Linked DNA regions of Homo sapiens: region 1 is linked to region 2. The links are chromatin loops, found by intact Hi-C in ENCODE. Cell type or tissue: breast epithelium. All regions are shown on one strand.

Region 1 (5,000 bases), 170 kb before region 2:
ATACCCCTTCCTTTGTTTCTTTTCTTTCTTTTTTTTTTTTTGAGACGGAGTCTCGCTCTGTCGCCCAGGCTGGAATGCAGTGGCTCGATCTCAGCTCACTGCAAGCTCTGCCTCCCAGGTTCACCCCATTCTCCTGCCTCAGCCTCCTGAGTAGCTGGGACTACAGGCGCCCGCCACCACGCCCGGCTAATTTTTTGTGTTTTTAGTAGAGACAGGGTTTCACTGTGTTAGCCAGGATGGTCTCAAACTCCTGACCTCAGGTGATCCACCTGCCTGGGTCTCCCAAAGTGCTGGGATTACAGGTATGAGCCACCGCACCCGGCCCTGTTTCTTCTAATATTGCTAACTTATGTTGCCTGGGTGCATGTGTCACAACTAAGAAATAATACCCATACACTACTGTGAATTAAGTTCCAGACTTTATTCCTGTTTCACTAGTTTATCCACTCATGCCCTTTCTCTGTTCTGGGATGCCACATCTCATTTAGTCATCCTGTCTCCCTGGCTCCTTCTGTTCTGTGAGTTTCTTAGTCTTCCCTTATTTTTCATGACCTTGGCAGTTTTGAGGAGTACTGGTCAGATATTTTGCAGAATGTCCTTCATGGTTTTCTCATGATTACACTGTGATTATGGGTTTAGGGGAAGAAGAACACAGAGGCAAGTGCCCTTCTCACTGCATCATAGAGAACCTGCTGTCAGCATGACTTCTCGCTGCTGATGGGAATCTTGGTCTCCTGTCCAAAGCATCATTGACAAGGTTTCTCACTCTTTTCCTACTCTGTTCTTTGGAAATCCCTAAGCATGGTTCATACTCAAGGGCAGGGGTGAGGAATTAAGCTCTACTCGCCTGGAGAGGGAAGTATCTACACCCTCTGTATATCTCCCATTTGTTGATTTAATCATTTATTTATATCAGTGTGGACTCATGGATGTTTATTTTATGCTTTGGGTTATAACCCAATACTGTTTAATACATTATTTATTTTGTTGCTCAAATTGTTCCAACTCTGGCTAGTGGGAGCTCTTTCTGGTTGGGTCCTGTGTCCCTTTGACATGCTGCCTTTTGTTTTTTAAGCACTTACTTAGGTTGTGGCATTACAACATGCTCCAGGCTCATCTTGTATTCCCTGCCCCAGCCCTAGAATTGCATTTTCCTAGGGAGCCCTGGCTCCTTTATTAGAGAATGGTATTAGAAATCAGTGTGTACAGGCTGGGCACGATAGCTCATGCCTGTAATCCCAACACTTTGGGAGGCCAAGGCGGGCAGATCACCTGAGGTCAGGAGTTCGAGACCAGCCTGGCCAACATGGCGAAACCCCAACTCTACTAAAAATTATTTAAAAATTAGCTGGGCTTGGTGGTGCGCACCTGTAGTCCCAGCTACTTGGGAGGCTGAGGCACGAGAATCGTTTTAACCGAGGAGGCAGAGGTTGCAGTGAGCCGAGATTGCGCCACTGCACTCCAGTGCAGCCTGGGCAACAGAGCCCAGGCTCTGTTGAGGAGGAAAAAATAAAAGAAATCAGTATGCGTATATGCACATGCCTGTAATTATTTCTCTATCCATCTGTATCTGCATTAAGGTATTTGTGAGTTACGCTGAAGTATCTGACTCTAATCCAGTACCACGGGGTTTCCTCTAGCTGTCCCCACCTTGGTTGTCTGTAACTTCCCTCTCCAGGGGTGAGACACCTGGCTCCCATCATCTACCATCCATTGACTTATTCGTTCCGTGCCTGCAGCACGTGTAGCAGTTTCAGAATTATTAGTTAGGACCCTTGATTTGTTTTTTAAACAGATTTATTGAGATATAACTCACACACTGTACAATTCATCCATTCAAGATGTACAATTCAGTGGTTTTTAGTGTATGCACTGAGTTGTGCAGCCACTACTGAAATCAGTTTTAGAACATTTTCATCACCCCAAACTGACAAGGCCACTCATTGCAGCGTGGAGAATCAACTGTAGAGTGTATGAGCAGAAGAGTGCACAGTCAAGAGGCTATTGGGGCAGTGTAAGCGAGAACTCCTAAGAAGTTGCTCAGGAGAAGTCATGGCGGCAGTGGAGGTGATGAGAAAATAAGAGCCATCAGGACTTGCAGTGGATTGGATGTGTGTTCAAGGAAAAGAGAGAAATTAAAAAGACCCCTCTGGTTTTGGCCTGATGGCTGGGTATAGTGATGCCATTTATTTAAGCTGGTCAGTCTGGGGAAGAGCAGGTGAGGAGGTGGGGTGGAAAGAATCAAGAGTTCTATTTTGAGCATATTAGGTTTGAAATGCCCATTGGGCACCCAAGGGGAGGTGTTGAGTAGACCATCAATTACATGATTCTGGAGCTCGAGGGAGAGGTCAGGGCTGGAAATGTAAAATCATGAGTGTTACCATAATCCCTTTCTTGTAAGAGTGTTCTGAGTAGGCCGGGCGCGGTGGCTCACGCCTGTAATCCCAGCACTTTGGGAGGCCGAGGCGGGTGGATCACGAGGTCAGCAGATCGAGACCATCCCGGCTAAAATGGTGAAACCCCGTCTCTACTAAAAATACAAAAAATTAGCCGGGCGTGGTGGCGGGCGCCTGTAGTCCCAGCTACTTGGGAGGCTGAGGCAGGAGAATGGCGTGAACCCGGGAGGCGGAGCTTGCAGTGAGCCGAGATCCCGCCACTGCACTCCAGTCTGGGCGACAGAGCGAGACTCCGTCTCAAAAAAAAAAAAAGAGTGTTCTGAGTATAAACAAGAGAAGATATATAAGAGTATCTGATAGGTCACAAGTACCTTGTTGCTAATGACTATGACAACATATGTGCCAGATGCTTTTTGACATTATTTTATCCAATCTTCCCAACAGTCTACAAAATAAATATCTTATGAGGTAGATTTTATATTATTATTATTTTACAGATGAGGGGACTAAGCATAGAGAAGTTATTGTCCAACTGGATTAAAAACCAAAGCCCATGCTCTCAATTGCTGTATTCCACTGCCTCCTGCTTGGTACATAATTGTTACCATTGGCTCCAGGCTGCTCCTCTACACCCAGCCTCAGGACAAGGTCAGGGGCTTGTCCTGCCTCTGACCTTGTCCCGCTATTGCTCACTCTTCATCCCCACTTCCCCCATTTCAGTCCCGTCCCCTTGCTCCCTGTCCCTACAGATGTGCCTCCTGATGGCTTGCCTGCTACCACTAGAAATTCTGCTGACATCACGAGATATTATCACCATCTCTTAGAGAGCAGTTCTCACACTGGAATGCAGCTAGCGCACCTGCAAACTTGTTCTAAATGCAGATTCCCAGGCTGCGTTCCCCGATTGATTGAGCAGAAGCCTGGGAGTTCTAAAGGAGGTAGTCAGGGGAAACATATCTTTAGAAATGCTGCTTTAGACTCTACCAGTCCCATTCAAGACCCTCTGTCCTCAGCTCTGGTCATCATTAGCATTGGCTTAGAGCTAGGGGATGCCTTGGGAATGTGCCGATCACGGAGCCTCACGGAGTGTTCATCTTATTGTCACTCCTCATTTTAGCTCTGTGGTCGTTGTACTGACCTTTGCTTTTGCTGATCTCCCTGATTGGATAAAATTGTATTGTGTCCTCTCAGAGGAGGACAGTGTCCCCGCTCATCAAAACACTTACTACATTTGCAAGTTTACGTTTATTGGTGTGGTCATTTCTTTTCCTACTGGAGTGTTGTTAGCAGCAGCCATGTCTGGGTTTTGTTTACTGTGGTGTCTTCATCACTGGATACCTAGTAGGTGCTCCGTACATTGTTTCAGGTGCTCAATTTCCATCAGTAATGCTGTTAGAACTATTGGGTATTTAGGCATCACCTCGTTTTATGGATTGAATTGACATTTGACAGTTTAGGAATTCTTGTTTTTATAGGAAAAAAATCTGAATTGTAAACTATTGACTCTGCTTTGGAAAAACAAATTTCTGAAACAAACCTTGTTTGTTAGTTGGGGGTTATATATATGTTGCATATTTATGTATATATGTATATTTATATTTTATCAAAAAGGAAAGAGTTTAAATTTTCTTAATCTGGTAAACTAGGTACAACTTTGAATGGGGGAAGAACATTACACCCCACACCCCAAACAAAATTATCAGAAAATTCATGGTCATTTAACTTCCTTATCTAACTACTAAGAATGCTTTTCATTGTGTTCCAGATCTCTAATTATATGACAAACAATACTGGTTCTGAATAGAAGTCTTCCTATAGGCCAGGCCTGGTGGCTCACGCCTGTAATCCCAACACTTTGGGAGACCAAGGCGGGCGGATCACCTAAGGTCGGGAGTACAAGACCAGCCTGGCCAACATGGCAAAACCCCATCTCTACTAAAAATACAAAAATTAGCTGGGCGTGGTGGCACACACCTGTAGTCCCAGCTGCTCAGGAGGCTGAGGCAAGAGAATTGCTTGAACCCAGGAGGCAGAGGTTGTAGTGAGCCTCTGCAGTGATCACACCACTGCAATGCAGCCTGGGTGACAGAGTGAGACTCCGTCTCAAAAAAAAAAAAACAAAAAACCTTTCTTGGCCTCAGTTCCCTTTCTAGGTACCCTCTATATCTCTCCTTCCCATTTCAGAAAAACTTCTTTAAAGGGTTATCTGTAGAAAGAAACTTCAATTTCTGTTCTGCCATTTCCTTTCAAACACACCCAGTCAGACTTTCACCTCCTGTTATTTTGCCAAAACTATTTATGTCAAGCACACTGGTGACTTCTAAACCACAGAATCCAGTGGTCAGTTTTCAGTAGTTAACCTTACTTGATCTGTCAGTAGCGTTTGACATAGATCTCTCCTTTCTACTTGAAACGCCTGTTGCACGTGGCCTCCGGATATCATGCTCTCCTAGTTTTTCTCATTTCTTCTTGGCCTCCTTTGCAAGTTTTTCCACACTCCTTTGAAATCCGAATGGTAGTGTGTGACAGGGACCACTTCTCTTTTCTGTCTTCACTCACTGGTAGTAGGCAGCTGTAGCCAGACTCATACTTTTTATAACACTG
Region 2 (5,000 bases):
GGATCACTTGAGGCCAGGAATTCGAGACCAGCCTGGCCAACATGGCAAAACCCCATCTCTACTAAAAATAGAAAAAAGCCGAATGTGGTGGCACATACCTGTGGTCCCAGCTGCCCAGGAGGCTGAGGCACGAGAATCGCTTGAACCTGGGCAGGCAGAGGTTGCAGTGAGCCGAGATTGTGCCACTGCACTCCAGCCTGGGCTACAGAGGGAGACTCTGTCTCAAAAAAATAAATTTTTATATATATATATAATAAATAGTAGCTGGGTATGGTGGTACACCTGTGGTCGCAGCTACTTGGGAGGCTAAGGCAGGAGGATCTCTTGACCCCGGGAGGTTGAGGCTGCAGTGAGCCATAATTGTGTCACTGCACTCCAGCTGGGTGACAGAGCAAAACCCTGTCTCAAAGAAAGAAGAAAAATCTTCTCAATCTTGATTGGAAAGGTAGTTTGCAGGCAGCCTGAGGGGCTTTTACTCTTTATCCTCTCTGAAAAATGTGTTATCTGGAAGGTTGTGAGGAGGCGGATATGACGTGATGGGAGTCGTGTTTGAGAAATTGGCTCTGGCACCCATGAGCATGGCGTTCATCCCTGAGCATGAGCACATGCTGGGAGAGGGGAGGGGGCAGGGGCGCCAGCAAAGTCCCAGGGCCTGTGGGGGGTGGCAGTGGCGGGGCAGAATTGGCCAAGCCTATGCTGCTGGCCCTGGGAACGCTGGAGAGGAAGGGGTGAAAGGAAGCCCTAGCAATGGCACAACAGGGACAGCATCAGCGTTGTTGTCAGAGACAAGGCTTCTGGAAGGGAGCAGATGGGGAAGGGGCCCCTGTCAAGGCCACCTTACATAGCTGGTCTTACTTGGGGAGCATTTAAGTAGAATCTCAGAATCTCCTTTTTTTTTTTTTCCAAAAATAATCCCTCTGTTTATTTTCATCTCTCCACATCCCAGGGCCACCTTCAGCGAGTCATTCATTCCCACAGGTCCTGGCCTTGGTGGCCTTCCTGGGGCCCCATGAGCTTTTCTAGGGCCCGGGCTCCACCTGCATTGTTCCTCCTGTTGCAGGTACGCGCCGGCACACCCATTGGAGGAGAGCTGTTGACATGGGCTTTCTTTCATCATCCCCACCTAGAGAATTTTGTACATTTTGGTTCTCCTACCTCAAGAAAGACATAAGCGAGTTGGAAAAGCTCCAGAGAAGGGCACTAAATTGATCAAGGGGAAGGCAAGGCTGCCAAGAGAGGACAGGCTAAAGAGATTAGGACTCCCCAGTCTGCAGAGACAAAGGCAGAGGATGTGATTAAGGCTATGAAATCATGTCGGGTGCGGCGGGCTGAGCACAGCACAGCTGGGGGGCAGAGGGAGGACACCCATTAGAAATTTCAGAAAGATAAATGAAGCACAGAAAAGATAGCACCATTTTCCATGGTGGGTTCCCTTCTTACCAAACCTGTCACCCTAGGATTGGCAGAAATTGAAAACAGAAGCAACTTCAAAAGAGATTTACTTAACGTATGGGATCTCTCATACGTAATGGCTTTTTTTGTTTTTGTTTTTGTTTTTGTTTTTGAGACAGATTCTCACTCTGTTGCCCAGGCCGGAGTGCAGTGGTGCGATCTCGGCTCACTGCAACCTTTGCCTCCCGGGTTCAAACAATTCTCCTGTCTCAGTTTTCTGAGTAGCTGGGATTACAGGCGTGCACCACCATGCCTGGCTAATTTTTTTTTTTAAGGGTCGAAGGGATTTATTGAAAATGAAAGTACACTACACAATGTGAGAGCAGGCCTGAGCATAGGGGGCTCAAAGGCCATTTTTTTTGTATTTTTAGTAGAGATGGGGTTTCACCATGTTGGCCAGGCTGGTCTCGAACTCCCAACCTCAGATGATCCGCCCGCCTCGGCCTCCCAAAGTGCTGGGATTACAGGCGTGAGCCACTGAACCCAGCCAGCATAATGGCTTTTTAAAGGGAGCCTCCAGCTCACTCTGAAATCCTTTGAGGTTGACTTCAAAGAGCACAACCAGGCCCTTTTCCAGGTGGACCAGTGTCCCCGCTGGAAACAGAACCCTGAGTGGGCCGGCCACTCACCACGCATGGTCATTCTGGCATCCATTTGCCATGGCTTGTGACGGCCTAGCCAGGCCATGGACTGAGTGACCTCTAAGGCTTTGCAGAGCCCAGAGTTCTCTCCTCAGACACACGGGTGGAGAGATCTCTGGGGAGAAGGGAGACAGGCAGCTCCCAGCAGATGTGGTAAGGGGAATGGTAGGACCTGGAGGGGGTGCCCAGGCTGGGACCAGAGTTTCCAGAGTCGGCCCTCTGTGGCCTCTGGTCCCGCCATCCCTGACCCCACTGGCTGCGCTTTTAGCCACCCCACAGGGAAAAGGGAAATTGGAGGAGTCAGGGTCCTAGCTCCATAGCGTTGGAGCTTGCTCCATCCACCCCAGGAAGGCCGAGCAAGGGGGCATCTGGGGACCCCCTGGCCCCTCCTGGAGTGGGCATGGAGCAGGCATCTCTGGCTCTCCCTACCACAGGCCACTTCCAGCTGCTATCAGATCTCTGGTGAGGGCCGCCAGGGGAAAGGGGGCTGCCGGAAGGGCGGGGGCGGGCAGTCATGGCCCCGTGCCAATGCTTCGGGGGCAGAGCTGCCCTGCTTACGTGGACATGCAGCTGTTTCCTGAAACTAGAGTCAACCTGGAAAAATTCAGGCTGGTTGAGGGGTGATGGGCCTGCAGAGCTGAGGAACTGGAAGGAGCGAGGAGTTGCGGTGGGAGTGGAGGGGCTCACTGGCGTGTTTGTGTTGGCATCACGCAGCTTCCTTGCACCCCTCTGTCCTGTGGCTGGCAGTGGGTGTCTGCAGGCGTGGGGGTGCCTCCTTCTCAAGTCTGTGCACGTGACGGTGAAGAGTCCGTGGCTGGCCTGATGCCAGGGTTCCCGGTTGGCATGGAATGGATCTCACAGAGGCATTAAAAGCACCATGGCAGGCCCGGCCCTCTGGGTGACCAAGGTGAGGTCGCCCCTGCATCTGCTGGGCTTTGGGGGAGAAGGCAAGAGGAGCTCCCAGTGGGAAAGGAAGAGGCAGGGGAGGAGGGAGAATGGCATCTACCCACCCCCCACCCCCACAGGATCCCCCTTCCCCGGTGATCGCTGCAGGTGGGCTGCAGCCTGGGGACAGGGCTTCTTGCCCCAGGTGCCAGGGCCTCATCTCCCCTGTGCCATGACCTTCACCTCTCCTCCTCCTGGATTTTAGTTTTTCTGTGTAAATAACTATAGTAAAGCAACACTTAAAAACCACTTCTGGCCGGGCGTGGTGGCTCACGCCTGTAATCTCAGTACTTTGGGAGGCCGAGGTGGGTGGATTACCTGAGGTTGGGAGTTCGAGACCAGCATGGCCAACATGGCGAAACCCCATCTCTACTAAAAATACAAAAATTAGCTGGATGTGGTGGCACACGCCTGTAATCCCAGCTACTGGTTGGGACTGAGGCAGGAGAATCGCTTGAACCCGGGAGGCAGACGTTGTAATGAGACGAGATCACACCATTGCACTCCAGCCTGGAGAACAGAGTGAGACTGCGTCTCAAAAAAAAAAAAAAAAAATCACTTCCATAAAATTAGCTGGATGTGGTGGCACATGCCAGTGGTCCCAGCTCCTTGGGAGGCTGAGATAGGAAAATCGTTGAATTTGAGGCTGCAGGGAGCTATGGTCACACCCCTGCACTCCAGCCTGGGCAGCAGAGTGAGACCTTGTCTCAAAAAAAAAATTTTTTTTAATTACTTCCATAAAAATAAAAAGTTAGGTGTGGTGGCAGGCACCTGTAGTCCCTGGTAAAACTGAGGCGGGAAGATTGCTTGAGCCCAGGAATTCAGGGCCACAGTGAGCCGTGATCGTGCCACCGCACTCCAACCTGAGTGACAAAGGGATATCCTGTCTCTTAAAAAAAAGAAAGAAAAAATCACCTCCCCATATTGGGAGTTTCAGACATTGCCCCACCCTGGGACGCAAGGCTTTGCCTGGAGTGAAGGAGGGGCAGGAGGTCTGGGTCTGGCCCAGACTTTGGGCAAAGGGGGAAGAGGAGGCGGCGGCAGGGCTGGGGAATTGGTTCCGGCTGGGCAGGCCACAGCAGAGGGCTCCTCCTTGCCTTGCCTCTGTCTTTTGCTTGAATTGAGCGCTGCTCAGGGGAGGGCCAGCAGCCTCTGCCCGGCCTTTCTTGGGCACTGCACTGCCACCTCTGCCTTCTCCAAACCCTGGGGGCATTTGTGAGCTTGCGCTTTTCTGAGACTCAACCCAGAGCGGGAGTCGGCCTTCAAATGCCTCGCCTGTACCTGAGCCATCCTGGAAGCTTTACTGATCAGAGGCGTGTGACCCAAGGCAGGCCTCAGAAAAGCGAGTATCGCTCCAGCTCCCCTAGGATCCCTGTGAAAATTACATTTATTAATTTTATAAGCATATGTATGCCCAGTCCTGTGTGGGATGCTAGAGAGCCATAGGTGGAGAGGCCTACAAAGTTAAATAAGATTGGCCGGGTGCGGTGGCTCACGCCTGTAATCCCAGCACTTTGGGAGGCTGAGGCGGATGGATCACCTGGGATCAGGAGTTTGAGACCAGCCTGGCCAACATGGAGAAACCCCATCTCTAAAAATACAAAAATTAGCCAGGTGTGGTGGCAGGCACCTGTAATCCCAGCTACTTGGGAGGCTGAGGCAGGAGAGTCGCTTGAATCCGGGAGGTGGAGGTTGCAGTGAGCCGAGATCGCGCCACTGCACTCGCCTGGGCAACAGAGCGAGACTCGGTCTCAAAAAAAAAAAAAAAAGTTAAATAAGGCAAGGCTCACAGTCGAGGAGGGAGGCCACAGTAAACAGATAATTAGATTCAGAGGTATGAATTGTAAGGAGATTGGGTGAGAAAGGGCTTTGTAAACAAACGTGGCATGCATTGGCTGGGACAGGAGTGACAGCTGCGGTGGGTTCACCCCCACCCTTCAGGGCAAGGCTGGGCCAGCAGCT

The links. Peaks named below come from ENCODE experiments on the same cell type or tissue, not always from the same donor. Only the 100,000 strongest peaks of a DNase experiment are listed, where the experiment ranks them.
Region 1: a loop joins it to region 2, with 34 times the contacts of the local background. A loop is called at or near these places in 1 of 110 quality-filtered maps.

The regions. Positions count from the first base shown.
Region 1 is chr2:25,460,417-25,465,416 of GRCh38, reverse strand. The region is part of intron 10 of DTNB (dystrobrevin beta); the gene reads left to right. Among named protein-coding and RNA genes, the nearest start is that of DTNB-AS1, 42 kb to the right of the region's middle. In breast epithelium, no CTCF peak of the experiment used is centred here; no DNase peak of the experiment used is centred here.
Region 2 is chr2:25,288,914-25,293,913 of GRCh38, reverse strand. The region is part of intron 3 of DNMT3A (DNA methyltransferase 3 alpha); the gene reads left to right. Among named protein-coding and RNA genes, the nearest start is that of MIR1301, 37 kb to the left of the region's middle. In breast epithelium, no CTCF peak of the experiment used is centred here; no DNase peak of the experiment used is centred here; H3K27ac peaks cover 1,566 bases.